7 separate regions of the Homo sapiens genome follow, and all the other regions are linked to region 2. A link is a loop called in an ENCODE intact Hi-C map of the cell type or tissue named here. Cell type or tissue: heart left ventricle. All regions are shown on one strand.

Evidence for each region. Hi-C counts contacts between places; a loop is a spot of excess contacts. Peaks named below come from ENCODE experiments on the same cell type or tissue, not always from the same donor. Only the 100,000 strongest peaks of a DNase experiment are listed, where the experiment ranks them.
Region 1: it touches region 2 in a loop (13-fold over the local background); 71 of 110 quality-filtered maps call a loop at or near these places.
Region 3: a loop joins it to region 2, with 6 times the contacts of the local background. A loop is called at or near these places in 19 of 110 quality-filtered maps.
Region 4: it touches region 2 in a loop (2.5-fold over the local background); 10 of 110 quality-filtered maps call a loop at or near these places.
Region 5: it touches region 2 in a loop (10-fold over the local background); 105 of 110 quality-filtered maps call a loop at or near these places.
Region 6: it touches region 2 in a loop (12-fold over the local background); 103 of 110 quality-filtered maps call a loop at or near these places.
Region 7: it touches region 2 in a loop (5-fold over the local background); 26 of 110 quality-filtered maps call a loop at or near these places.

The regions. Positions count from the first base shown.
Region 1 is chr1:212,366,016-212,370,015 of GRCh38, forward strand. All of the region lies in intron 7 of PACC1 (proton activated chloride channel 1), which reads right to left. Among named protein-coding and RNA genes, the nearest start is that of SNORA16B, 15 kb to the left of the region's middle. RefSeq lists enhancers at 1,090-1,675, 1,676-2,259. In heart left ventricle, CTCF peaks have their summits at 2,164 (motif pointing left) and 2,363; no DNase peak of the experiment used is centred here.
Region 2 is chr1:212,453,693-212,457,692 of GRCh38, forward strand. No RefSeq gene overlaps it. Among named protein-coding and RNA genes, the nearest start is that of LINC02771, 17 kb to the right of the region's middle. RefSeq lists an enhancer at 1-88. In heart left ventricle, a CTCF peak has its summit at 2,370 (motif pointing left); a DNase peak (open chromatin) is centred at 2,349; H3K27ac peaks cover 526 bases.
Region 3 is chr1:212,010,278-212,014,277 of GRCh38, forward strand. It overlaps INTS7 (integrator complex subunit 7), which reads right to left. Exons shown (of 20, transcript NM_015434.4): 5 at 1,098-1,144. Among named protein-coding and RNA genes, the nearest start is that of INTS7, 23 kb to the right of the region's middle. In heart left ventricle, a CTCF peak has its summit at 1,861 (motif pointing right); no DNase peak of the experiment used is centred here.
Region 4 is chr1:212,314,229-212,318,228 of GRCh38, forward strand. The region is part of intron 1 of PPP2R5A (protein phosphatase 2 regulatory subunit B'alpha); the gene reads left to right. Among named protein-coding and RNA genes, the nearest start is that of PPP2R5A, 31 kb to the left of the region's middle. RefSeq lists enhancers at 1,529-2,282, 1,875-1,944. In heart left ventricle, a CTCF peak has its summit at 1,768 (motif pointing left); no DNase peak of the experiment used is centred here.
Region 5 is chr1:212,060,669-212,064,668 of GRCh38, forward strand. It overlaps DTL (denticleless E3 ubiquitin protein ligase adapter), which reads left to right. Exons shown (of 15, transcript NM_016448.4): 6 at 2,216-2,281. Among named protein-coding and RNA genes, the nearest start is that of MIR3122, 15 kb to the right of the region's middle. In heart left ventricle, CTCF peaks have their summits at 2,355 (motif pointing right) and 2,564; no DNase peak of the experiment used is centred here.
Region 6 is chr1:212,069,398-212,073,397 of GRCh38, forward strand. DTL (denticleless E3 ubiquitin protein ligase adapter) reads left to right here. Exons shown (of 15, transcript NM_016448.4): 11 at 2,704-2,816. Among named protein-coding and RNA genes, the nearest start is that of MIR3122, 6.2 kb to the right of the region's middle. In heart left ventricle, a CTCF peak has its summit at 1,508 (motif pointing right); no DNase peak of the experiment used is centred here.
Region 7 is chr1:212,780,652-212,784,651 of GRCh38, forward strand. It overlaps NSL1 (NSL1 component of MIS12 kinetochore complex), which reads right to left. Exons shown (of 6, transcript NM_015471.4): 3 at 3,712-3,842; 4 at 1,721-1,775. Among named protein-coding and RNA genes, the nearest start is that of NSL1, 9.1 kb to the right of the region's middle. In heart left ventricle, a CTCF peak has its summit at 1,976 (motif pointing left); no DNase peak of the experiment used is centred here.

The DNA of each region.
Region 1 (4,000 bases), 88 kb before region 2:
CCTCCAGTCCTCTGCTCTTTTCCCCATCTACGATGCTTTCCTCCTGTCTAGGTTTACTCATCCTTCAAAGTCTCAGAGCTTTCCCTGACCACTAAGCTAAAACCCTTTCTGGACTTCAGCAGAGCTATTTATCCTATGAATGCCCTTCACAGTTCCTTATGGTCTGGAATCAATAATTTAAAACAATAGGATTGTTCTCTCACTAACTCTTGAAGGCAGAGTTGTAACTCTTTAAGGCAGAGTTCTTATCTTGGATTTCTGACTTCCACAACCTGGTAAGAATACTTTTTTTTTTTTTTTTTTTTTGAGATGGAGTCTCACTGTCGCCAGGCTGGAGTGCAGTGGCGCGATCTCAGTTCACTGCAACCTCCGCCTCCCGGGTTCAATCTATTCTCCTGCCTCAGCCTCCCGAGTAGCTGAGACTACAGGCACATGCCACCACGGCCGGCTAATTTTTTGTATTTTTAGTAGAGACGGGGTTTCACCATGTTGGCCAGGATGGTCTCGATCTTATGACCTCGTGATCCGCCTGCCTCAGCCTCCCAAATAAAATACTTCTAAGCTCAATTTAGCAGGGTGACCTTAGTATGCATTTCATTGTTCACATATGAAAATGGTGATACCACCACTTGACTGCTGTGAAGCTGAGTAAAGCATGCCTCGGGTACTGGGCTCCACTTGGCCCATAATAGGTACCTCATACTGAATATAGTAGGTTAAAAAATGTTTTATCACACATTACACAACGAGCTGCAAGCCCTTCTCCCCAGTCTTGATTCAATAAGCCTCTGCACATCCCTCTTCATACAAAGCCTTGCCAGTCCATAATTAATAGTGGTAGTGGGTGATAGCAGAGCAAGCACATCCGTATCACAGAATCCCCACCTGGGGGTGGAAGCTTACACGTTTGGGTCTCAGCTATGAAACAGTTTCCTGTAAGCCATGATCACATCAGGATATATTATGATGACATGAATGCCAATCAATACTAGATTTAGGCCTGGCTCTGGTGGACGGTGTGTCTTAAATGTTCCTTTAGCAAAGCTGTCCAATTATTCCTCCCCTTCCAAGATCATGAGTCAGAATTTGACGTTAGAGGAGGTGGAGCCAGATGGCTAAAGAGAACCCTCCAGCGATAGTCCTCTGCAGCAACACCAAACTCAGCTATCCATGTAAGAAAGTATCTACACAAGAGCCAAAAAACCAGGTGAGAGATCACAGTATCTGGTTTAGTATAATAACAGGAAAAGACACACTGAAGAAGAGTAGAAAGGAGGGTCTCACGCTGCCTACACACCCCTCCCCCAACCTTAGGCAGTGCAGCAGAGAGAATCTGTGAGCTTGGGAGAGGGAAGTGAGTCTGGAACTTGCATTGGAACTTCACAAGGGAAAACAGCACCAGGCAGAATTCTGAGGCCCTGATTCCAGGCTAGAGCCCGTGAAAAGAGTATTAGGCCCACCCCAGATCAGAGGGGCATCTACCACCCCAGTGGGAGGAAACCAAGTCTGGGCCCACTTTACAATAGACTAAAGTGGCCTTAGGCCCCAAATAATTTCAGTGGCAGCCAGGCCATAGCAACCACAGCTCTGATACTGCACTGGTCTGGGAGTCTGTGGGTTTGGGGTGTGATCCAGCATGACACCAGCTGCCTCAACTCCAGGCAGTGCAGCATGGTGGAACACTCCTGCTTGGGCAAAGGAGAGGGAAGAGTATGAGGGACTTTGCCTTGGAACCTAGTACCAGCCCTGCCACAGCACCAGGAAGAATCCCGAATCCCCTAATTATAGGCTATTGCTCCCAAATGGCACTTCTAAACCCACCCTGGCCAAAAGGCAATCGGCCACCCTAGCAGGATGGACCCAAACCCCAGCCAGCTTCACCACTGGCTGACTAAAGTGGCCTTAAGCAAACCCCAGTATTGCATTGGTTTAGGAGGGACCCAGGGTGGTGCCAGCTGTGACAGCCATGGGAGTACCTGCCTTACCCCTCCCCAACTCCAGGCAACTCAGAGCAGAGAGACTCCTTCCCCTTGAGGGAAAGATAAGGGACTTTGCCTGGGAACCCCCAGGGCATTCTCTCTGATCCTCCCCAAGTACATCAGGGCTGGATATCTAGAAGTCTACAAGATAGTCACAGTGTAACTTGGCTTAGACTGCCCTCTAGTGCTGAAACAGCTGCAGTGACTGACTACACGCTTAGGGAACTCATCATCAGTCACCTTTCAATTTGTAGAAAATCTCCTGAAGATAGATGGGTATAAACAAGGGCAGACTGTGAAGACTGAAATAAACACCTAAATCTTCAATGCCCATAGACAGACGTACACAAGCACCAGAAAAGTTCAGAGAAATACAATCTCATCAAACAGACTAAGGTGCCAGTGACCAATCCGGGAGAGAGAGATGTGTGACCACTCAGGGAATTCAAAATAGATGTTCTGAGGAAACTCCAGGAACTTCAATGAAACACAAAGACTCAATTCAGAAATTTATCAAAGAAATTCAACAGAGATTAAAATAATTTTTAAAAATTCAAATAAAAATCCTAGAGCTGAAAAGTACAATTAACAGACTGAAAAATGCATCAGAGTGCCTCACAGAATTGATCAAGCAGAAGAATTAGTGAGCTTAAAGACAAATTATATGAAAATACACAAATAAAAAAAAAAGAATGAAGAACACTCACAAGGTCTAGAAAATAGCCTCAAAAGGGTAAATCAAGAGTCAATGGCCTTGGCCGGGTGCGGTGGCTCATGCCTGTAATCCCAGCACTTTGGGAGGCCGAGGCGGGCGGATCACAAGGTCATGAGATCAAGACCATCCTGGCTAACACGGTGAAACCCTGTCTCTACCAAAAATACAAAAAATTAGCCGGGCGTGGTGGCGGGTGCCTGCAGTCCCAGCTACTCGGGAGGCTGAGGTAGGAGAATGGTGTGAACCCGGGAGCTTGCAGTGAGCTGAGATTGGGCCACTGCACTCCAGCCTGGGTGACAGGGTGAGACTCCGTCTCAAAAAAAAAAAAAAAGAGGCAAAACAAAAATATAAATAGATATAATAAAAAGTCAAAATGTGAGGAGTATGGAGTTGAAGTGTAGTTTTAAAAGTTTTTTGTTTCTTTGTGATCAAAGTTAAGTTGTCCTCAATTTAAAATAACTTGTTTTAACTGCAAGATGTTTTTTATAAGCCTTATGGTAACCATAAAGCAAAAACCTATAATGGATATAATAAAAATAAAAAGTAAGGAATTTAAAGAGATAATCATTTATCCACAAAGACAGTAAGAAGAATGAAGTTACAAAACCAAAAAACAAAAAACGAAATAGCCGTAGTAAGTCCTTCTCTATCAGTAATAATATTGAATGTAAATGGACCAAATTCTTAAGACACAGTTGCTGAATTTATTAAAAAACAAGACCCAACGGTATGCTGCCATACAGCGTATAGTTCACCTGTAAAGATACACAGATTGAAAGTGAAGAGACAGGCCAGGCGTGATGGCTTATGCCTATAATCCCAGCACTTTGGGAGGCCAAGGTGGGCAGATTGCTTGAGATCAGGAGTTTGAGACCAGCCTGGTCAACATGGCAAAACCCTGTCTCTACTAAAAATACAAAAATGAGCCAGGTGTGGTGGCGCATGCCTGTAATCTCAGCTACTTGGGAGCCTGAGGCAGCAGAATCACTTGAACCCGGGAGGTGGAGGTTGCAGTGAGCCAAGATCATGCCACTGCACTCCAGCCTGGGCAAGAGAGCAAGACTCCATCTCAGAAAAAAAAAAAAAAAAAGTGAAGGGATAGAAAAAGACATCCCACACAAATGTAAATAAAAAAACAGGTTTAACTATACCTGTAACAGATAAAATAGACTTCAAGTCAAAAACTGGAAAAAGAGACAAATATCATTATGTAATGATGAGGGAGTCAATTCAACAAGAAGATACAACAACTGTAAATATGTATGCATCCAGTATCATCAAAGAAACCACATATATAAAGCAAATA
Region 2 (4,000 bases):
GCTGCAAACCGTCCACAGGAAGCCAGGCTCTAGGAGATCCTGAGAGAGGGAAAATCCAGCAGCTGAGACACTAAGCGGGGCTGGAGGCAGAACCTGGAGCGAGTGTGACCCTGAGGTGTCAGGGAGCGGAAGCCTAAGGTCTCCAGTGGGTGGCTGGTGGGTGCAGCTATTTCAGAGTAGCCTGATCAGCCAGGCTGCTGCTGTCTTTTCCCTGTGTGTGAGCCAGGCTTTTGCTCCCCTGCTGTCCCCCCGCCCCCTTGGCTGCAGTTACCTCTACCCTGTCCTTGCCTCTCCCAGCTGAAGCCTACTTCCTGCCTCACTGCCCCTGCCCCTGCCTCTTGTCCAAGTCGGTGCTGATGGTCATTGCAATAGCGGCACTGGGCTAGCATGAGCCAGGTGCTGGCATGCCATGTTTGCGGCTTAATTTATTCTCTTCAAGGTGGTACTAACATTTGGTTGGGTCTTAGGAAGCATAAGTAACTTGCAAGGGAAACTACACCTCTGACAACTGAGAGGTGCTGGAGCTGAGATTCCAAGGCAAGTCTTCCTTCCAGCCTGGCCACTTTCCATTCTGCCCTGTTGTGCTTCAAGATCGAGCCTTCCAGGGAGCTCCACCCCAGGGCCATTGGAATTAGGATGTGGCATGCCGAGCTGGTGGCAGAGACTCTAAAATCATAGCCAGGGAAGGTACCTGGAGGTCCTGTGGAGAGAGACTCTACTTCTGTGTGTGTGTGTGTGTGTATGTGTGTGTCTGTCTGTCTCTCTGTCTCCCAGGCTGGAGTGCAATGGTGCAAACTGCAACCTCTGCCTCCTGGGTTCAAGTGATTCTCCTGCCTCAGCCTCCCAAGTAGCTGGGATTACAGGCACCTGCCACCACACCCGGCTAATTTTTTTACTTTTAGTAAAGACAGAGTTTCACTATGTTGGCCAGGGTGGTCTTGAACTCCTGATCTCAAGTAATCCTCCTGCCTCGGCCTGCCAAAGTGCTGGGATTGTAGGCATGTGCCACTACACCTGGCCTTGTTTTGCTTTTTTTTTTTTTTTTTTTTTTTAACACATAGTTTAATCCTTTAGTTAACAAGTATTTCTTGTGCTCTAGTCTTCACAGAATTCTGTGGTGAACAAGACCTGCTGTCATTTGAGAGAGGCTCTCTCGGACTAAGGATGTGTGATACAGGCTCAGGGTACTAAGCCCCATGGCATCACCCAGAGGGAGGTCGTGGGACCCAGGCCCACCTGTGGGAGCTCAGAGCCTGCTGGTGGCAGCTGCAAGCCACCCCAAAGATAGGAGAGGTCATAGTGGCTGTGGTGGCCGGTGATGCCCACCTGGAGGCCATGTGAGCTGTGGCTGGGACTCCCTTGTCTAATCTCCCCCATATTTCTGGATTTGGCCTCCACATTGAGGAATCTCTTACTACTCAGGATCCCTGAAATACATCTGTTGCCTTCCTGCCTGAGCCCTCTCACTTCTTCCCCTTTCCCGTTTATCCATGACCCTCCCCTTAACTGTCACTCATAACCTCTGTCTGATTCACACCACTGCACTCTCTCTGCCATTCCTTCAAAGATCAAGCAGTTTCCTTCTGTTAAACAAAATGTATGGGAGGCCATTATTTGGACTGACCTCCTGCATTAGGGTCCAACAGACCCATCCAAAATGGAGTCACTCACACTAAGGTTCCGCACCACGAAACCAAAAACGAAGCTGTTTACTTGGATCTGAGCTTCTGAGAAATCAGGAGAGAGTTGATAGTCATATCCCATTAGGCTAACAAGATCCTCAATAAGGAAAGTAACTTTGAAACGGCCAATCTGCATCTTATTTCTTGTTTTGGCTTTCTTCAGCCTTTTCTGCCTATAAGCTCAGCCCTTAGCTCAGCTCATGGGAGTTCCTTTTTATTTTGTAGACTGGATACTGCCCAGTTCATGAATTGCTAATAAAGGCAAACTAGACCTTTACAGCTCAATTTATTGAAATTTTGTTATTTGATACGTCCCACAATTTAACAATTGCACCTGATTTCACATATCCATTAATCAACAAAGGAGATGCATATTTCTTGCTTATTATATGTCCAGCACTGCCCTAGGTCCTGGTTTTGGGGTGAGGTGGGAGGAAGGATCGATTAAAATAAATGCAGGAACCTGCTCTGCTCTTAAGGGTCCCCAAAGAGGAGAGCAGTGGGCTGAGTTGCAAAGTGGTTTCTCTAGGACCAGGAGCTGTGGAGATCCACAGGGATCCCAGCCACAGAGTCCCCAGCAAGGCAGGCTTGGGGTAGGAGCTTGCTGAAGGGTGTTGGTTTTTTCTTGGACACTTCTGTCCTGGTCCGACCCACCAGCAGCTGCCTGCATGGGACGACAGTGCCCCCTGGTGGTCAATTCCGGGAACTCTCCAGCAGCTGTTTTGTAAAGCCCAGAGGATTAAGCTCCCTCAAGAACTTCTATTTTTGGTTCCCAGTATTTCCATAATGAAATGCTAACAGAAGCAGCCAAATGGCTTCCCAAAGGACCTGAAAGCTGCACTGCCGAACTCCTGTGTTCTCCAGCTCTCTGCTTCCCAGGGGTCAGATCTGCTGTTGGTTCTCAGGGGCAGTTCTCTGTTCCATACGGTTTAATTAAAGGGTCCCAGGGAGAGCAACTATATGTTTGCCTTGCCGAGTCTGACCTCAGGCTGTGTGCACATTCAGAGTGACGTGTTGGAAAGAACACTGGATCCAGGATCAGGAGGCTCATCCCACGCCAGCCGCTAAGTAGCTGTGAGATAATAATTTCAATAATAGCTACATTTTATTCAGTATTTACTCTGAGCCAGACATTGCACCAAGAGCTTCACATACATTGTTGACTTTGATCCTCACAACAAGCCTGTGAGATTGATACTGCTGTCATCTCCAGAAATCGAGGCAGAGAGAAGTCAAGTAACTTGGCCAAGATCATACAGTATGTGGCAGAGTTAGGACTTGAGTTCATGTTTCTGGGCATCCACTATGCTACACTGAACTGTGGAACTCAAAGAATCGGAAACTAGTGGTAGTGTCCAGACACTGATGTTTTTAAATGTTCCCCAGGTGATGGTGATGTGGAGCCACCTTTGTAATCTATAGGGTCCCACCAGCTATAACACTCAATGAGCCCCATGCCTTCCAAGAAGCAGAGGTGAAGTTGGGATGAGGGGAGAAGCCTGGGTTCAGGCCCTAATCTCCATGGATGTACAGGGCTGAACAGAGTCACAAGCACAGCAGAAACACCATGATGGCAGAGCAGTCATCCTGCCTGCTGTCCTCTTTATCTGGAGATGGTTTGTAGGACAGGAGAGCAATTGCCTTCCACAACATTCCTCAGAGTTCGTTATGTCGCATACACCCCAATCTACAGATCCATCACCTGTCCATTTATCTCAATGCCTCTAGAGCCATTTTCTATTTTTTAATAGATTCATTTGACAAACACTTGAGACTTATGATGTGCCAGGCCCTGAGTCTGCAGGGGTGGAAGAAGCTGGCATGGCCCCACTCTTGTGAGTTGGCAATCTAGAGGAGGAGATAGACAGACAGCACATTTTGGAAAAAAAAAAAGCACACTGTGACACATGCTCTGAACGACACAGCAATGCACAGTGGTGGAAAACAATAGGAGAGCAGAGGGACCTAATAAGACAGAATGAGCTGGGATTAAGCAGAGACCAGAAGAATGTGTTTAGTGTGTGCCTCCTGTTGGTAAATGAGCTCTGTTGTGTTCACTACACACTGGGCAGTTTGGTGCAGAGCTTGCTTTTCCCTGGGCCTCTACTGGAGTCCCCTCCAGGAGACATGGGGTGGCTGCTGTTGACATTTTCTCCCTGAAAGCCCAGGTATCTCTCCAGAGATGGAGAACTCTGAGCTTCCTTTTTACAGAAAGGACTCAAACTGGTGGCTGTTTGGGGATGGGACGATGATGGGTGATGTTTGAGGCCGGAGTTTCAGAATCAGAAAAGTCTCTGTAGTCAAGGCCTTGAGGTTTG
Region 3 (4,000 bases), 440 kb before region 2:
TGCTAGGATAAATAGGGGTATGACACGTGTATTAACCCTATGGGAGCTCTTGGGCTCCCATAATGACTGTTGTAAGGATAAATAGGGTTAATACACATGACTTATGGTATAAGAGACTGGAAAACCAGGGCTTTGTAGTCTATGGTAAGGAATCTGGATTTGATTCTAAATGCAACTGGAAGACACTGGAGGGACATTAGCAGAGAGTTCCAGAGCTCCTAATAATATTAGCCTCTCTCACACAGAGCAGTCTTCCCTACACTAATCATGCCCCCCATAAGTATGCTTTGGTGAATGATGGACCACATGACAGACGGTGGTCCCATACGATTATAATGGAGCTGAAAAATTCCTAGTAACTTCATAGACCCTGTAGTCATTGTAACACCACAGTGCAATATATTACCTTTTCTACCTCAGATATACAAATCATTTTGTTACAATTGCCTATGGGTATTCAGCACAGTTACATGTTGTATAGGCTTAGAGCCTAGGAACAATAGGCTATACCATACAGCCTAAGTGTACAGTTGGCTATACCATTTAGGTTTATTTAAGTACACTCTATGAAGTTCAAACAACAAAACTGCCTAAGGACCCATTTCTCACACAGGATCCCCATTGTTAAGCAATGCAAGACTATATCTGCATGGCTCACTCCTTTCTCTCCTTCATGTCTCACTCAAGTATCACCTCATCAGAGACTGTCTCTGATCAATATATACAAAAAAGTCCCTTCTCTGATCAATATATATAAAATAGATAAGTCCCTTCTCTCAACCCACCAACGACTTACTTTTGAGACTCTCTATCCTTCTTCTCTCACTTTTTCACCATAGCACCAGAAATGTCATAGGCACATTTGTCTATCCCCACACACCCCACCCCTGACTAGAGTGTAGGTTAGATGGGGGTAAGGACTTTGTTTTGCTCATTCCTGTATCCTCAGCATTTAGAACAGTTTGGGCAAATAGAAGATACTTAATAAATATTATTTGAATGTATGGTGACTAGCAAATAATAAGTACTTAATTAGTGTTAGCAACTATTATAAATCTAATTAAGTCACTTCATAATACTAAATGAAGAATACATACCTTGAATCATTTCACTGATTTTGTTACAGATTCCTACAGCAAAATCCCTTTGGAAAAAGAGAACAGAGAACAGAAAAAACTTACATTTGCTTATATTTTCTAAGGACTTAAAAGAAATAAAACACAATTAGCGCAGAAGAAATACAATATTCCAAACTGCAACTAATATTCCAAGGTCAGGTGCTCGGGTTAGGGGAGGTGGTAAGAAACACAACTAAAACAAAAACTCCAGCACCAAATGGGCTATGCCAACACTGCTCTAAAGCAGCTCACTTAGGCCATTACCACAATACAGTGTTATTTTTTCATAACACTAACAAGCATCTGAAATTATTTTGTGTTTATATAACAACAGGGCCTGACCTTTTTCACTCCTATATTTCTGGAACTTAGAAAAGTGTCTGAACATGGTGGATATTCAGTAAGTATTTCTTTAATAACCATATAAAGACTTCTCATAACAACTTAGAATTTAAAAATCTGTTACAGACCTTTAGGGCTAAGAAACTTCAAACTAGGAGACTGCAGGTTTTTTGTGTGTAATAATATTTTTAAAATTCTTTTTAAAATAACATTTTAAAAATTCTTAATGTCAACATTTAAATATAGTGAGCCCAAATAGAATAATTTGGTTTTTCAGATTATCCCCTCTCCTTTGCCAAAAACCTGAGCACTGGGCATCCATTCCTGCACTGTTAACAATAGGCTGGTGCCATGGGGCACTTTAGATGGAGTGGACGTGCTTCAGTTCACCACAGTTGCCACTAGGGGACACTGCTCTCACTGACAATGTTCACCTGGCCCCTGAAAGCGTGTGAGTTTGTAACTCCTGCTTTGCCACCCAGGGACTAGCAATTTAGAATAAAACAAATGTGGTTATGGTAGGAGATTGGGGGGGGAGGGGGCGGAGAACAGGATTAAATAAATTCTAAAGGTCTTATTTGGCTTGGCTTGTTACTCTGATTTAATATCCAAAACTGATCAATACAGATACTAGAAAAAAAATCCATCAGTACTGACGAAGATATGTGATCTCAAGCCAGGTCATTATTTCCGGGAGAAGATATGAACACTGATATCAAAAATATAAGTCTTGTCAGCTGGCCACAGTAGCTCACACCTGTAATCCCAGCAATTTGGGATTGCTGAGGTGAGAGGATCACTTGAGTCCAGAAGTTCGAGGCTGCAGTGAGCCATGATTGCGCCACTGCATTCCAGCCTAGGTGACAGAGATTCATTTGGTATTTTTTAATAAATTAGAAGTACATCATATTGAAGCATGGTATATTAAAAACTGTTTCTACATAAACTGCTAATTTAGATGTTTAATCATCATTTCCACAAGTGAAGAATCTTGCTGTTTCTCTTACTTGGTCTTAATCATTTTCCAAAACCAGTAATTTTGCAGAGTGAAATAAAATTAGCTTCTAATAAGAACACAAGAGAAAAACTGAACTAAAAGTGATTCTCATATATAAAATTTAATCACTAAACTACAAATTTATCATCCAAATTTAGAAACTAAATTTAGAAACTAAATTTAGAAAACTATTTTTGGAAGCACTGGAAGTATATATTTAATCTGACAGACTATGAAGCACTGACACCTTGGCAGTGGTAATCAGATGGTAATTATTCCCTAGGCACAACTCCTAATCAATAAAAGTACAGTCATGTGCAGCATAACAACGTTTTGGTCAACAACACACTACATACTGACAGTGGCCTCAAGAGATTATAACAGAGCTGAAAAATTCATATTGGCCAGAGATGTCTTGATGTCTGACCCTGTGTAGGTCTAGGTTAATGTATGTGTCTCTGTGTCTTTTCTTTGAGGGGTCTCACTATGTTGCCTAGGCTGGTCTTGAACTCCTGAGCTCAAGTGATACCCCGGCCTCAGCCTCCCAAATAGCTGGAATTACAGGTGTGAGACACTGTGCCCAGCTATGTCTTAATTTTAACAAAAAAAGCTTATAGAATAAGGATATAAAGAAAGTATGTTTATACAGCTGTATGTTTGTATTTTAAGCTAAGTGTTATTACAAAAGAGTCAAAAAGTTAAAAGAAATTAAGACTTTACAAAGTTAAAAAGTTATAGCAAGGTAAGGTTAATTTATTGTTGAAGGAAGAAAAACTTCAAAAATAAATTTAGTGAAGCCTAAGTGTACAGTGTTTAGGAAGTCTACAGTAATATACAGTAATGTCCTAGGCTTTCACATTCATTTATCACTCACTCACTGATCACCCAGAGCAAATTCCAGTCCTGCAAGCTCCATTCATGGTAAGTGCCCTATACAGGAATACCATTTTTATCTTTTATGCCATATTTTTACTGAGCCTTTTCTATGTTTAGATATACATATACTTACCACTGTGTTCCAACTGCCTACAGTATTCAGTACAGAAACATGCTGTACAGGTTTACAGCCTGGGGCAACAGGCTATACCATATAACCTAGGTGTATAGTAGGTTATACCATCTAGATTTGTGTAAGTCCTCTACAATGTTTGCACAATGATGAAATTTCCTAACAATGCATTTCTCAGAATGTAACCTCATAGTTAAGAGACGTGTGACTGAAATTTTTAAAAGTCCTCTCAATACCAACGACTCTCTCAATGAGGGAAAAAAATGCTTATTTTCAAAGGCACAAATAGGAACTGTACTTATTCAGGTATTTCTGATCATCAATTACTGCTGCATCTATTAATTTTGATCTGTGAAATTAAAAATTATATGCTTTCTATTATCTACTTTTTCAGTAAGAATTCCTGGAACTCTGAAGGTTTGATAAGAATAGCTGAAGGGGCCGGGCACACTGGCTCACGCCTGTAATTCCAGCACTTTGGGAGGCCAAGGCAGGTGGATCACCTGAGGTCAGGAGTTCAAGACGAGCCTGGCC
Region 4 (4,000 bases), 140 kb before region 2:
CATAAGAGTTATTTAGCCTTCTCAGAATTCCATCCTCTAGTTTTCTAGTCCTTTAGCTGAGGCCTTAGACATCATGGAGCAGAGATAAGCTATCCCTGTTCTATCCTTTCTGAATCCCTGACACAAAGAAATTGAGAAAGGTAGTTTTTTTTTGTTGTTGTTGTTTTTTTAAGATGGGTTCTTAAAAAACCCATCTTAAACTCCAGTACTGTTGTCCAGGCTGGAGTGCATGATCACAGCTTATTGCAGCCTCAACCCTCTGGCCTCAAGCAGTCCTCCCACTTCAGCCTCCAAGTAGCTGGAACTACAGGTGTGTGCCACCAAGCCTATTTTTTTTTTTTTTTTTGAGATGGTGTCTCGCTGTGATGCCCAGGGTGAAGTGCAGTGGCTCAAGTCTCAGCTCACTGCAAACTCCACTTCCCGGGTTCAAGCGATTATCCTGCCTCAGTCTCCTGAGTAGCTGGGACTACAGGCACGTGCCACCATGCCTGGCTAATTTTTTTTTTTGTATTTTAGTAGAGATGAGGTTTCACCATATTGGCCAGGTTGGTCTCAACTCCTGACTTGAAGTGATCCGCCCACCTCAGCCTCCCGAAGTGTTGGGATTACAGGCATGAGCCACTGTGCCCAGCCAAGTGTAGCTAAATTTTAAATTTTTCGTAGAGACAAGTTCTTGCTGTGTTGCCCAAGTTGGTCTTCAACTCCTGGGCTCAAGCAGTTCTCCTGCCTCAGCCTCCCAAAGTGTTGGGATTACAGGCATAAGCCACCACGCCCAGCCTAATAATTGTTTTAAGCCACAGAATTTTGGGATAATTTGTTACTAAGAATAGAAAATGAATACCCCAGGCATCATTATGCTTATGTTATGATTTGGCTTGTTTTATAACTTTTCCTATGGGAACACATAATCAGAATATTCTAATATAGTATATGGGGAATAGTTTCTCATCCTGAATTAATAAATTAGTATTTATTACTGTCTTATGAGCTTGGAGAATTTGTATTTGTATTATGTATGATTTTTAAAAACATACCTGAGTTTGTAAGGCAGAGGAATAGACTCAGACATTGAAAATTCATCATGAACACTATGCTTCTTGGGAAACTGGACTTACTGTCTATTGAGAGTGTACTAACATCCCTGTGTGGTTGAGAATGAGGTTTCATTTTCCATGACATTTCTGTAGTCAGATATATATTACACAGAGTTATAACACCCAAACTTGTCTTAAAGACCTCTTAATTTAGTTGTACAGTCTTCCTAAGTAGGTTTCATAAATCGACATTAAAGAACATAATGTAAAACTTCTTTGCAACATTTTCCTAAAGATTCTAATTTACTTCGAAAAATTCTCACAAAGTTTGCTAATATTGAATGAGTCATTGAAATAAGCCAGGCTATATACTCAACTATGTAGATTTTATTATTTCTCTGATATTTTAATTTTATGTAAATATGAAGTATACATACAAGTACATCTCATTGTATTGTGCTTCACTGTATTGCATTTCCCAGATATTGTGTGTTTTATTTTTTTAAAACAAATGGAAGGTTTTTGGCAAACCTGCATTGAGCAAGTCTGTTGGTCCCATTTTTCCAATAGCATGTGCTCGCTTTGTGTCTCTGTGTCACATTTTGGAGATTCTCTCAATATATATCTGTTATGATCGCCTCCAATTAGTGATCTTTAATGTTACTATTGTAATTGTTTTGGGGCATCATGAACCATAGCCATATAAGATGTCACACTTAATCAGTAGGTGTTGTTTGTGTTCTGATGGCTCCACCAACTGGCCATTTCCTGGTCTTTCTTCCTCTCCTTGGGCCTCCCTATTCCCTGAGACACAACAAAATTGAGATTAGGCCAATTAAATACCTCTGCAATGGCTGCTAAGTGTTGAAGTGAAAGGAAGAGTCTCACACCTCACTTTAAATCAGAAGCTAGAAATGATTAAGCTTAGTGAGGAAGGCATGTTGAAAGCTGTGATTGGCCAAAAGCTAGGCCTCTTGTACCAAACAGCCAAGTTGTGAATGCAAAGGAAGAGCTCTTGAAGGACATTAAAAGTGCTACTCCAGTGACCGCATGAATGATAGGAAAGCAAAACAGCCTTATTGTTGATTTGGAGAAAGTTTGAGTGGTCTGAATAGAAGATCAAACAGCCATAACATTTCCTTAAGCCAAAGCCTAATCCAGAACATGTCTAAAAATGCCCTTCCTGAACCTCTGTACTTAATTGATAGTTGACTAGTTACAGAGTTCTAGACTGGCATTAGAATTCTAATAGGATAGCCCCATTATCTTCTGGCATGACTTCTGCTGATAAGAAATTCCATGGATATTTAACCTTTGTGGGTGACTTTTTTTTTTTTTTTTTTTTTTTTTTAATCTGAAAGCTTTTATTCTTCTCTCCTGGGCATCTGAATTTTCAGTAATGTGCTAAATTATCCCTTTGGGATCATGTATTTCTCTGTATTTGGTTTTATGTCATGTTGCAGTCTCTGGCGATCCTTTATTTTCCATTAATATGTATGGATAAACAAAAAATTACTGTAAGAGTTGGTTGGGGCTTATTGATTATCTGGTTTTGTTTAGAGTAATTGGTTAGGGATCTAGTTACATGCTGGAATGTAGGAACCTCCTCTGGCACTGTTCAGTTTCTTTAGGGAAGAACCTTCTAATTTTCTTTTGTCTGAAGCGTGAATGCTTGACTGTCTTTTGGAGTGGGATGGTAGACTCTTCAGCAAGTCCAGACTTTTATTTAATCCCCCATTTCAGTTCATGTCTTAATCCTTTCCACTGTTTCACTAGATATTTCTTAATCTTGAACTAATCTGAAGTTCTGTAGGACCCTTGCCTGTATTCCCCCTTTTTATTCTAGGACTTGACTTCCTCTTAGTTTTGCCAGTTACCACTTCTCTACCTACTTTGAGTTTTCGCTGAAATTTGTTGAAGTCTCTTGCCTATGGGCCTATTTTTCTGTTCTCTGTTATTGTGGGTTTTTATCTCTTTTTTTTGGTGGGGGGTCTACTCTCATTTTAGAGGGAAGGGGAGAAAAACAAAATTGCCATTTTTAACTGATATGTACTGTGAATCTCTAATGGGTAACGATTTAGAATACAGCTTTTAAAGGAACATTTGATATTTCAAAAACAGTATTCTCATACCCAGCTTCAGTACAAATTTGCTTTATGATCTTGGGCATGCTGTGTAGTGTGGGATCCTGAAGTACTTCACATACTGTAAAGCAGTGGTTTTCAAACTCGTTTTCACTGCAGACTATAGTGAGAAACACATTTTACTTCATAACTTACATACTTCCATGACATAATATCCTTACGTGCAATACACTCTGATTTTTTTTTTTTAAACTCTTGATTGTGACCCACTAACTTGATCTTACTGCCCACCAATGGCGTGCAACCTACACTTTGAAAAACAGTATACTAGAGCAGTATTTCTTAAAAGTGTGAGCCAGGGCCAGGTTCAGTGGCTTACGCCTGTAATCCCAGCATTTTAGGAGGCCGAGGCAGGCGGATCACAAAGTCAGGAGTTCGAGACCAGTCTGGCCAAGATGGTGAAACCTCGTCTCTACTAAAAATACAAAAATTAGCTGAGTGTGGTGGTGGGCGCCTGTAGTCCCAGCTACTTGGGAGGCTGAGGCAGGAGAATCGCTTGAACCTGGGAGGCAGAGGTTGCAGTGAGCTGAGACTCAATCTCAAAAAAAAAATTAAAAAAAAAAGTGTGAGCCAAATATATTTTCAAGTTGAGTATTGAAAAAGACGTAAGAATTTGGGAAAAACCTAGCGGGGCTTTTGTGAGTTTTAAAAGGTATGTTAATAATCCTCCAAAGATGAAATTGTGCCTTTCCCTAGAGTTATCTTGAGTCACCCTTGGCCCTTGGCTTGAGGCCATGCAGGGATTTTTACAGTGTTGAGAATTATCTTTAGTGAGATCAAGTGGCAGTCATAATAAATTGAAGTACAGTTTAAAATGTGCTT
Region 5 (4,000 bases), 390 kb before region 2:
AAATTGCAATGAGCCAAGATAGCACCACTGCACTCCACCCTGGTTGACACAGTGAGACTCAGTCTCAAAAAAAAAAAAAAAAAATCAAGATGGAGTATAAAGACTTAAATGTAAGACCTGAAACAATAGAACTACTAGAAGAAAACATAGGGAAAACACTTCAGGATATTGGTTTAGGCAAAGATTTTATGGCTGGCCAAGAACTCAAAAGCACAGACAACAAGAACAAATAGATAAACTAGACTATACTAAACTAAAAAGCTTCTGCATGCCAAAACTTTTTGAATGGGAAGTATTTGCAAACTATTTATCTGATAAGGGAATAATATGTAGAATGTATACAAGGAACTCGAACAACTCAACAGTAGAAAAGACAAAATATTAAAAAGTAGGCAAACACAGACTGGGCAATGTGCCAAAACTGTCTCTACAAAGAAATACAAAAAAATTAACTGGGCATGGTGGTGTACTACTGTAGTCCCAGCTACTTGGTGGGGCTGAGATGAGAGGATCACTGAGCCCTGAGCGGTGATTACATCGCTGTACTCCAGCCTGAGTGATAGAGTGAGATCCTGTCTCAAAAAAAAAAAAAAAGTAGGCAAAGACCATGAATAGACATTTCGCGAAAGAAGACATACAAATGGCCAACAGGTATGTGAAAAACTGCTCAACATGACTAATAACCACAGTGAGATATCATCTTAACCCAGTTAGAATGGCTATTATTAAACAAAACATGCTGGCAAGGATGTGGAGAAAAGAGAACTCTTGTACACTGTTGGTGGAAATGTAAATTAGTCCAGTCACTATGGAAAACAGTAAGATTTCTCAAAAAAAAAAAAACAAATAGAATTACCATTGATCTAGCAGTCTCATTATTGGGTATTGATTCAAAGACAAACAGTATATCAAAGGAATAACTGCAGTCACATTGTTGCAGCACTATTCACAATAGCCAAGATATGGAATCAACCTGTCTATTAACGAACAAATAGAGTTTTTAAAAATGTAGTATATACACAATTGAATACTATTTGGCCATAAGGAAATGTCATTCACATCAACATTATGTTAAACAAGCCAGGCACAAAAGATAAATTTCACATGTTCCCATTTATATGTGGGTGCTAAAACAGTATCATGGAGGTAGAGAGTAGAATGATAAATAACCAGAGGCTGGAAAGTGAGTGGGTGTGAGGGGGGAATGAAGAAAGGTTGCTTGATGGATACAAGCATAAAGTTAGATAGAAGGTGTAAGTTCCATTGTTCGATACCTGACTATTGTCACCTTACAAATTATTGTATATTTCAAGCAGCTAGAAGAGAGAACTTAAAATGTTCCCAGCACATAGAAATGATGAATACAAGGTGATGGATACCCCAGATACCCTGACTTGATCATAACACATTCTATGCAGGCATCAAAATATCACATATACCCCATAAATATGTAAAATACTATGTATCAGTAAGAAAAATTGCATGTTTTCATTCAGTTTCCACAGAGCCCTCAGGTAGCTGTTTTTGTGTTTTATCCCATGTACAACTAATGCAAGTGGATTAGTTTAAGTGCTCACTCTTTCACACAGGAAGCAGGGTTTTTTTCTGGCTTAATTTTAAAGAATAAAACATTACAGATAAATTGAAGTTCTCCTATAGTGCCTTTTCCAATCCCATTGCATCCCAGGCAACCTCTTTAACAAACTTCATATGGATCTGGTCCATATTTTTATACTGAGCCAATACAGTTTAGAGGTTTGGAGTGTAAGCTCTGGATTCATACTGCCAGGAATACCTTTACAAGTTACTTATCCTCTCTGTGCCTCTCTTGGTACTTACCTAATAAGGTTGATAGCAAGGATTGAGATAATTTTTATAAAACACGCGGGATAGTAGCTAACATTTAGAATAAGAAGCACTCTGTATTTTGACTCTTGATTGTTATTCTTATTACAACTGTACTATATATTTTATATGGGTTTTAAAAAATTTACAGAGGGGTGATTCTATGAAGTTTTGGTTCAACATTAGCATCTCAAGCTCTTCATAATCCTTTTTCCTATTTGTTATTGAGCCATATATTTTTAAATGTTTGATCTCCAGTGACAGATACAGTACCTAGCACATAATAGATAGTCTACAAAATGTAAACTGAAATATATGTGTCATTGACTGGTTTTGTTAACCTCTTAATAATCTGTTTATTTCCCCACAGCTGTATTCTGTACGGGTGGAAGAGATGGCAACATTATGGTCTGGGATACCAGGTGCAACAAAAAAGGTTATCTAGATCTATTTTAATTTTGAGAGATTTGGGATTACCCTGTACTTAATTTTGAGTGAAAGAGTTAGTGATTTCATCTGATTACCACCAGGGGGCATGTACTCATAATTTCCCATTTCTGCTCACTGTTCCAGATCTCAGGATCTTCACTGAGTGTCCTGAGTGATAAATACATGAGTGTCACTGTTACAAGTATTACACTCATGTATTTATCTCATATTGTCTTCTGAATTATAATGCCATTTACCCACATTATTGATGGACTTAAAAATATTAATACGCAGCCTCACTGGTAAATGTCTTTATTTTGGTTTTTAAGAATTTTTTTTATTTTATTATTATTATTTTTTTTTTTTTTGAGATGGAGTCTCTGTCACCCAGGCTGGAGTGCAGTGGCGTGAACTTGGCTCACTGCACTCCCCACCCGCTGGGTTCCAGCAATTCCTCTAGCTCAGCCTCCTGAGTAGCTGGGATTACAGCCACCCGCCACCATGCCTGGCTAATTTTTGTATTTTTTTAATAGAAATGGGGTTTCACTATGTTGGCCAGGCTGGTCTCAAACTCCTGACCTCAAGTGATCTGCCCACCCTGGCCTCCCAAAGTGCTGAAATTACAGGCGTGAGTCACCAGGCCCAGCCTGATTTTAAAGAATTAGATTGAATTAAACATAAGCTCATGGTTGTCTCATGATGCTATTAAGCAGACGATGATTATCTCACTGTTCACTTTTAGTTAATTTATTAAAATTTTTTTTTGTGTCTGCATTTTAAAAAATTGGTAACATAGTTCTACATATTTTCAGGGGTATATGTGATATCTTGATACATATATAGAACATGAAATGATCAAATCAGGATAATTGGGATATCCATCACCTCAAACATTTATCTTTTCTTTGTGTTGGGAACATTACAATTCTTCTCTTCTGGTTTTTTGTTTCTTGTTTTTTTTTTTTTTGGAGACGGAGTCTCACTCTGTCACCCAGGCTGGAGTGCAGTGGCGTGATCTCATCTCGCTGCAACCTCCGCCTCCTGGGTTCAAGTAATTCTCCTACCTCAGCCTCTCAAGTAGCTGGGATTACAGGTGCATGCCACCACTCCCAGCTAGTTATGTATTTTTAGTACAGACAGGATTTCACCATGTTGGCCAGGCTGATCTGGAACTCCTGACCTCAGGCAATCTGCCTGCCTCAGCCTCCCATTCTTCTAGCTATTTTGAAATAAATAATAAAATTATTTAGAAAAATTTTAATAAACCTTATTTTGTAGAGCAGTTTTAGGTTCACAGCAAAACTGAGCAGAAAGTACAGAGAGTTCCCATATAGCCCCTGCCCTGCCCACACACAGACTTCCCCACTGACAACATCCTGTGCCTGAGTGGTACATTTGTTATAATCAGTTAACCTATGTCAACACATGCTGTCACTCAGAGTTTATAATTTACATCAGTGTTATATATTCTTAGTATTACACATTCTGTGGATATTGACAAATGTGTAATGACGTGCGTCCACCATTGTAGCATCATACACAATAGTTTCACTACTCTAGAAATCCTCTGTGCTCCAGTTATTCATCCCTACCTCCCTCTAAGCCCTGGCAACCACTGATCTTATTACTTCCCCCAGTCACATTTCCTCCATGTCATTTTATGGCTTTATCAAGCTCATTTCTTTCCAGTGCTGAATAATATTCCATTGTCTGGATGAACCAAAGT
Region 6 (4,000 bases), 380 kb before region 2:
TCTATAGATCTTTCAAAAACACTTTGAATTCCATAACCAATCCTCAGAGTTACCCAGTTTCCACTAAAGTAAAAAGTGCTGATAAACAAGAAATCTCAAGTACAGAACTTGTTTTATTTTATTTATAGATAGATGTAGATATAGATATAAATTTTTTTTTTTTTTTGAGACGGAGTTTCACTCTGTTGCCCAGGCTGGAGTGCAGTGGTTCGATCTCGGCTCACTGCACCCTCCGCCTCCTGGGTTCAAGCAATTCTCCTGCCTCAGCCTCCCAAGTAGCTGGGATTACAGGCGCCCGCCACCATGCCTGGCTAATTTTTGTATTTTTAGTAAAGGCAGGGTTTCACCTTGTTGGTCAGGCTGGTCTCGAACTCCTGACCTCATGATCCACCCACCTCAGCCTCCCAAAGTGCTGGGATTACAGGCGTGAGCCACCATGCCCGGCCCAGAACTTGTCATTTTAGCTGAGATCTTACAGAATTTTCCAAAGATCACCCCAAGCAATCTTATTAGGACTTTAGTATCGGTGGCAGCATCATAGTCTGCATTTCTGATACTTTGCACTGGGTCTAGTTTTCTCTAAACAGGAGCAATAGTATTTAGAAAAGGGAAGAGGTGTTTCTTTTGCTATTTTCCTTAATGGAATCTGAGCTTGGAGAGCTGCTAATTTAGTTAGTCAAATAAAATAGACTTTTCAACATCTTTCCTTGAAAGATAAAGCGTGATCCTGATTATATTATCAGATGTACAAGAGCTCTTTCTATATAATTTTTGCTACAGTGTGGCACTGAAAAGGTCCTTGAGTTTAGTGTCCTGCTGTCCAACACTTCGCTAATAATTTAGTAAACCTTTTCTATGCTTCTATTTAATTTCATTTGCGCAGATGGATAGATAGGTAGATAGGTTAATAGATCGATTTATTCCTTAAAAATTGAATGACAGCTGGCCATGGTGGCTCACACCTATAAACCCAAGCCGAGGCTGGCAGATCACTTGAGCCCAGGAGTTCGAGACCAGCCTGGGCAACATGGTGAAACCTCATCTTGACAAAAAGATGCAAAAAATTAGCTGGATGTGGTGGCATGCACCTGTAGTCCTGCTACTTGGAAGGCTGAGGTAGGAGGATTGTTTGAGCCTGGGAGGTTTGAGTCTTCAGTGAGCCATGATCTTGCCACTGCACTCCAGCCTGGGTGACAGAGTAAGACCCTGTCTCAAAAAAAAAAAACTGAATGACAACTGTGTGTGTGTGTGTGTGTAACGTCTTGTAATTACTTGTCCTTTTCAAAACTTCTGAATCGATCTTGGATTCGATACTTGATCTACCATGCTTTGTATTATGGTGTTTATATGTTCATAAGGATGACTTGGTTGGAAGTACTTGAAAAGCCCAGATCACCAAAGCAAGATTAAATTGAGCTCATTAAAGCCAACATACATTTTAGGAGGATTTTTAGCAAGGTTTAAACATTTACAGTGCATATCATACCAGCCTTTCTTAGACCAGCAGAGGGCAATAAATACTTACAGGTGTAGTGGGAAATTCAGGCTAGAGTTTTCCATTCATAGTTGAGAGTTGAGGAAGATTAAAAATTACAGTTTTAGAACAATGTTCAGAATAAAGGAGCTTGTTTATTTTGCAGTGATAATAGGTGTATACAAATTGATTCATATCCTGCCTCACTTTCACAGTAAAAATGTCTGATGTGAGGAGTATTTGCTATGCCTGCATAGCTTTTTCCTTTAAAGCTATAAATACAAAGTTCTTTTCCAGCTTTATTCTAGAAAATGGAAGAGATTCCTGTGAGCACTTATGGGAAGCTGTTAAGTCCCCTACTAATACTTTTCTCTCTGGAGTGTGATTGTTTTTTCCTGCCTAAAGGTATCCTTAAATTCTCCAATAATTGAGATTTTTCTCTTGTATTTCCTAGTAGTGTTCTGATGTCAGAGGCCTCAGGTTTTGACCTTCTTAGGATAGAAGAACCTGTTAAGAACATATGCTAGATTGGGTTACCTGCCCTTTTGCCATTGAGAGTGAGAAGGCTAAACCTAATCTAGTGCCTTACATATAAACAGTTTACTCCACTAGCTCTTCCACCATTCAGTCTACTCAAAGTGCTGGATTAAAATGATTCTCACATCCCACATAAGCTATTAGTAAGTTTTAACCAGAACTCAAATGATACTTTTCACTGATTTTTTTTTTCCTTTTCATGGAACAAATGTTTGAGGATCTACTCTGTTCAAAGCACTATAAAGTCTAGTGAGGAAAAAGTAAGATATAAAATTTATCCTCAAGAGGCCTGAAGTCTAAGGGGAAATTAGATGAATATATTATGCAGTGGAAAAAATCCTACCCTGGGCTGGAGAGAGAGGGTCTTATAAAGGCATTTTACTGCAAGTTGGACATTGGCTGGATTCTTTTTTTAAGGAATGTTTTCCCTCCAATTTTTTTCTCTTGATATTGCCATTTTCGTACCAAGTACTCAGACTGAGTTCATGAGATTGGATCTAATATAAAGCTTCCTTCTAGGGTTTTGTTTTTCTGCCAATGTCTAGTTCCCTTGTATTTGATGGATAAAGCTAGATCATCTGCTTCAATAGGCAATACAGTGATAAAACTTGTTAGAATATATATGCTGTCTATATCCATTTGACCACTAGAAATAACAAGAGCCAAGTAATTTGGTTTTTTTCCTCTGGCAGTGGCTATTTTCAATGGACACCAGAACTCTACCTTTTATGTAAAATCCAGCCTTAGTCCAGATGACCAGTTTTTAGTCAGTGGCTCAAGTGATGAAGCTGCCTACATATGGAAGGTAAGTTGCTAAACTTCACCCACAAGTGTTAGACTGAAGTATTCTTGCAAATATTTGTTCTGTCCAATATGAGATAAGTTTAATGTAACCACGTGCTATACTATTCCTGCATCAGATATTTAGTAAAGGTTGCTCTTGGCTCTTAATATAGCTGAAACCTTACTCTACTACAGAATGTATGACACTTTCAGGGCCATAGCTTGTCAGAAATTGACAATTTGTATCCTCTGTTTCAAAAATTATTAGGAAATTGAGAATTCAGAGGGTGATAAGAACCTTAACTACTTTGTCCTGCATCCTGGAAAACATGCTATACTGACTTTCTGCCCTATGTTTTCAAACTCTCGTTCAGAATACAGTATTTTGATCCCTAGGATCCTGTGCTTGAATCACCCATGGAGCCTTGCACAAAACAGAAACTCAAAAATATTTTTATGATTAATTTATTCTTTATTCTCTCCTTACAAGTAGCTGATCTTCAGGCCACTAAAGTAGATATGGCTGCTTTATCAGATTTTTATATATTTAATAGCATTATTTACTAATCTTTTTTTTTTTTTTTTTTATTGAGATGGAGTCTCACTCTGTCGCACAGGCTGGAGTGCAGTGGCACGATCTTGGCTCACTGCAAGCTCCGCCTCCCAGGTTCACGCCATTCTCCTGCCTCAGCCTCCCGAATAACTGGGACTACAGGTGCCTGCCACCACGCCCGGCTAATTTCTTTTGTATTTTTAGTAGAGACGGGGTTTCACCATGTTAGCCAGGATGGTCTCGATCTCCTGACCTCGTGATCCGCCCAACTTGGCCTCCCAAAGTGCTGGGATTACAGGCATGAGCCACCATGCCTGGCCAATAATCTTTTAAATAACTTTTTTAATAACAGTAGTTCTAAAGTGTCTACTGTAAGCTAAGAAATTTAAAGCTGTCCATTTGAAGTCCAGTGGAGAAAATAAAAATGTTAGACAACAGGTAGCACTTGCTTATTACTGAAAAATGTCTCTTGAAGGAATAATTAATTATGGAAATGTTCTGGGAATTCAGAGAATGATCATTAAGGCATTGTTTACCCATGACTAAGAATTAATTATCTTCTAGATTTCCCTGTAACTTCATAAATGTCTTTGACATTGGTGAATTGAATGATTAGAGTTCACATATTTTGGGTTTTAAAGTCATAATGTCTA
Region 7 (4,000 bases), 330 kb after region 2:
TTATGCTTTCCACTTTCTTACTAAGCCATTTTAATCAGTTTCATATGATTCTACCAGTTCGGTAGATTATAAGGTATACAATACTATAATGTATACTATTATAAATGGGATGCAATTTATAATAGGGTTATTATTATACAATATATCCTTATAAACTACTAGTCATGTATTGTTTTGGTTATATAGTTTATACAGCCCCTTATGTGGCTTGGTTATACTACCACCTAGATAAGTAGGCAAGACATTCTGTAATATTTAGTGCAGAGCTGGAATTCACGCCTAAAGCATCAGGCGGCAAATCCAGAATTCGTCATTTTACTAATAATGAAACTGATGCTTGAAGAAGTCAGGTGACTTGGCCAAAGATATAAAGCTAATAACTGTAGGCTAATTTTGCTCTCCTTAAGGAACTGATGCTATTCTAAGCTTGTTAACATTATGAAAATGCATAATGAAAAAACTCAAAATTTATCCAAAAGACAGATTCTAATTCTTTTGCTTACTTTTGAAGTCTGAATCATATGATACAGAAGATTCTTCCACTAATACTACATAATCAGAACAGTGAAAGTAAAATCACATTTCAAAGGGTCATTAACTAAGTGTGTTTTCCCTACGATAAAACGGTAACCAAGTTTCTTTAGAGGGAAATTAACTGTATCTAAAAAGTAATACTTGAGTATATCATAATACCACAAGTTTCAATTACTGTTTTTTTGTTATTCAAAACCAAAACAAGTATATGTCAACCACTGCATATTGGCAACTACCCCTTTTTAGTGAACCATGAAAACTGAGGAGTGTTAGGTCCTAGGTCAATTTTTAATGTCAAACACAATAAGTGATGTGATTTTAGTCAACTTCAGAGTAGCTTTATGCTTATACTTCCCCCCCTCTCAGTTTATCCCATTAGCTTAGGATATTTGGGGAAGGTGGAGGAACATATTAAAGAGTAGTTCAGAATTCAACAAAGTACTCAAAGCTTTAAGTATAAATATCCCATATAAATAAATCCGGGATTTAACTGTTTTATCCTAACAGTTTAGAAATGTCATTTTAAGTGCCAAAAGGAAATTCCAAAAGGACTCTTAGAAAAACTGTTATAAATTTTTAAATGTGAGAATACAGTCATTTGAAAATATACATAATCCACATTTTTAGCAATGCTAGTTCTGCTGCTGGATTTACATAAATTTGTTTGTGTCAAGTTTATTTCTCCCTGTTGTATGGGATACATATAAATGGAAACAAAACTGAGTTCAAAGGCATAATGAGTATACTTATTTCTTCTTAAATTCAATATATTTTTATTTGATTTTAGAAATAATGAGAAACCAATGATGGTTACTGCACCAGGTGTGACACTATGAGAGAATGCTTTAATAGTATAGCTTTGGCTGTAATGCAAAGAATAGATAGTACAATGACAGAGATAGGAGGGTATTAGAAGTTAGAGATGGGTATGTGTTATAATAGTCTGGGTCAGGCAAGAACTTTATAAAAGCTCAGATTCCGGGGTAACACCCCTGGAATTCTGAGTCAATGGGTGTAAAGCTAGTCCTCTTAATTCTAGATGAAATGCTAAACATGAATGACTGGTAGGAAGTTAAAGCATCAAAGGGAGAATATCCTTGATGCTGACCCTTTTAGAAGAATATCAGAAACCCATAAAAATTATAAGCAGATGCTTCATTTTTACCACAAATGGATACTGACTCACCTGGATCAGGGTCATATTTTAGGTCCAGTGGATGTACAACAGGGTGGTACTGCTTCTAAACATAACATAAATTAAAACAGATTTAATCACTTAATGCTTCATATAAACATCTCTTTCAGCTAATATGGGAGATATACTATAGAGTCAGTACCATTCTTTTGAGGAAAAAAAATTAAATCCTACTGTCTGTAGGGAAGAGGAGGTGAGAAGGTAAAACCAAACTAAGTCTGAATTATGTCTTTTACAGTACTGCCACCTGCTGCATATACTAAGAAGTGGCACCATAAAAAAGTATAATCAGAAAAAGCAATCAAGCAAATTAAAAGCATAGAAACTGAATTTTATGTTTAAAGTACAGGGTAGTCTCCAATTATGAAGGGACTGTGTTTCAAAAGTTCATTCAGGACAAGTGTTTAGAACTCAAAATGCATATTTCCATGAAAACTCAGTTCTAAAAGGTGGCGAGGCTACATTACCACCACACTAAGCCTATATATCCTGCGACACACTGAAATTATAGTAGCAGAATTACTGGCACAGAATCTACAATGCAGGCAAAAAGAAAGAGGAAATTGCTCTTCCTTATTCTTGCCCAAAGCCAGCAGAAGCCAAAAAGGTTAAAAGAAAGAAAACAAGAAGAAAAAAAGGTCTTCAGCCAGCTGTGGTGACTCACACTTGTAATTGCAGCACTTTGGGAGGCCCAGGCAGGAGAATGTCTTTTGCTCAGGAGTCTGAGACCAGTCTGAGCAACAAGGAGGGAAGAAGGGAGGAAAGACGCAGGGCAGGGCAGGGCAGGAAAAAATTTTGAAAAGGTCTTTGGTATCCTCACCTTATCTATTTTGCATTACTTTTTAAACTACCACAGCAGTACCTCACCTAGGCCAGCCATCTTTCTTTTCTGCAATATTGATTACTAGTTTTGGGGGTTTAGGGGTAGTGGGGCAGTAACAAGGGCAACACTGAAAAATACACTTTCAATGTTTTTCCTGAAAAAAACTTTCAAGTGGGAGGGGTGGGGGAAGTGATGGAATGCGGTATTTGAGAACTGCTATAAAGAAAATTAAAAATTCTGCTCATGAATACTGTTTTTCACAGAATAACTAAAATGTTTTAGATACAATATTAAGCCGGGCATATAATGACCTGAAACAATCCTGAAACTGAGGCAACTAGAAGATTTATATGTGAACATTTATGTACTAATTTCAAAAACTAAAGGCAATAGTATAGCACAATCTAAACACAACATGTACCTCACTGGAGGGACAATGCTATTCCCAGCAAACCTCCCCTCCCCACCAAGGGAAGATTTGGGTCCAATTTTCTTGTGGATTTCCTATTTTTTATTTATTCTAGTCCTAATAAATCTGAAAAGATGAGGGTGTGATATGGTTGGTCATTGATATCTATAGTAATTATAAGAAGGAAGTCTACGGCTCTGCTTGTCTAAAAAGCTCGTGCTGAAGGAGCTGAATTCCTGGTCTTGTCACCCAGATGTTCATGATTTTTGCAGCAAAACAAATTACACCCAATTCATAAAGCAAATTTCAGTGTTATGAACAGGTACTAAAACAATCTTCATCATCAATTTAACTAAATGGTCTTCCAAAATATACAAACATACAAATATATGCCAAAAAAAAACAACAAACAGAAAGAAAAGTGTTAAAAGAAAAGCTTCTTTTTCCATCCTTGTCTCAGAATCATAAAGTCATTGTCAGTCTTCCATCACCAATTTCAATTTTAACCACTCACTATAACTTTCATTTTTTTCATTTTTGAACCAGTGTGTTCAAAACACAGTATAGTATGACTATACTATGTCATAGTACAACTTAGAAGAGTAAAGTCTTACAAGAGACAAACAATACTAATTGAGGCAGGAAAGAAAAAGACAACAAAATGTCACTTATCTCCACGTAGAGCCTTATATTTTAATGTTTTTATTGTGGTAAAATATACTATAACATTTTAAAGGCAAATCATCTTACCAGAATTTCTTGTTTTGCTTTTATGGTTTTGATGACACATTCCAGGATCTTTCTGGGATACTGCTTACGTTTTGTGGCTATATCTACTATGATTTCATCAAACTGATCTTCAAGTACTTTGATGTCAGAATCTATTTGAGAAAAAAAAATGTATATATAAAAAGTTCCCTAAAACTCATTGTTTACATTCTGTATGGAAATGTGCTATAAACTAAATTTAGAAAACACAAAATAATGAAGGAAAACAAATATGGCAAGTTAATGAATGCCCCCACTTTGGTGATTAATT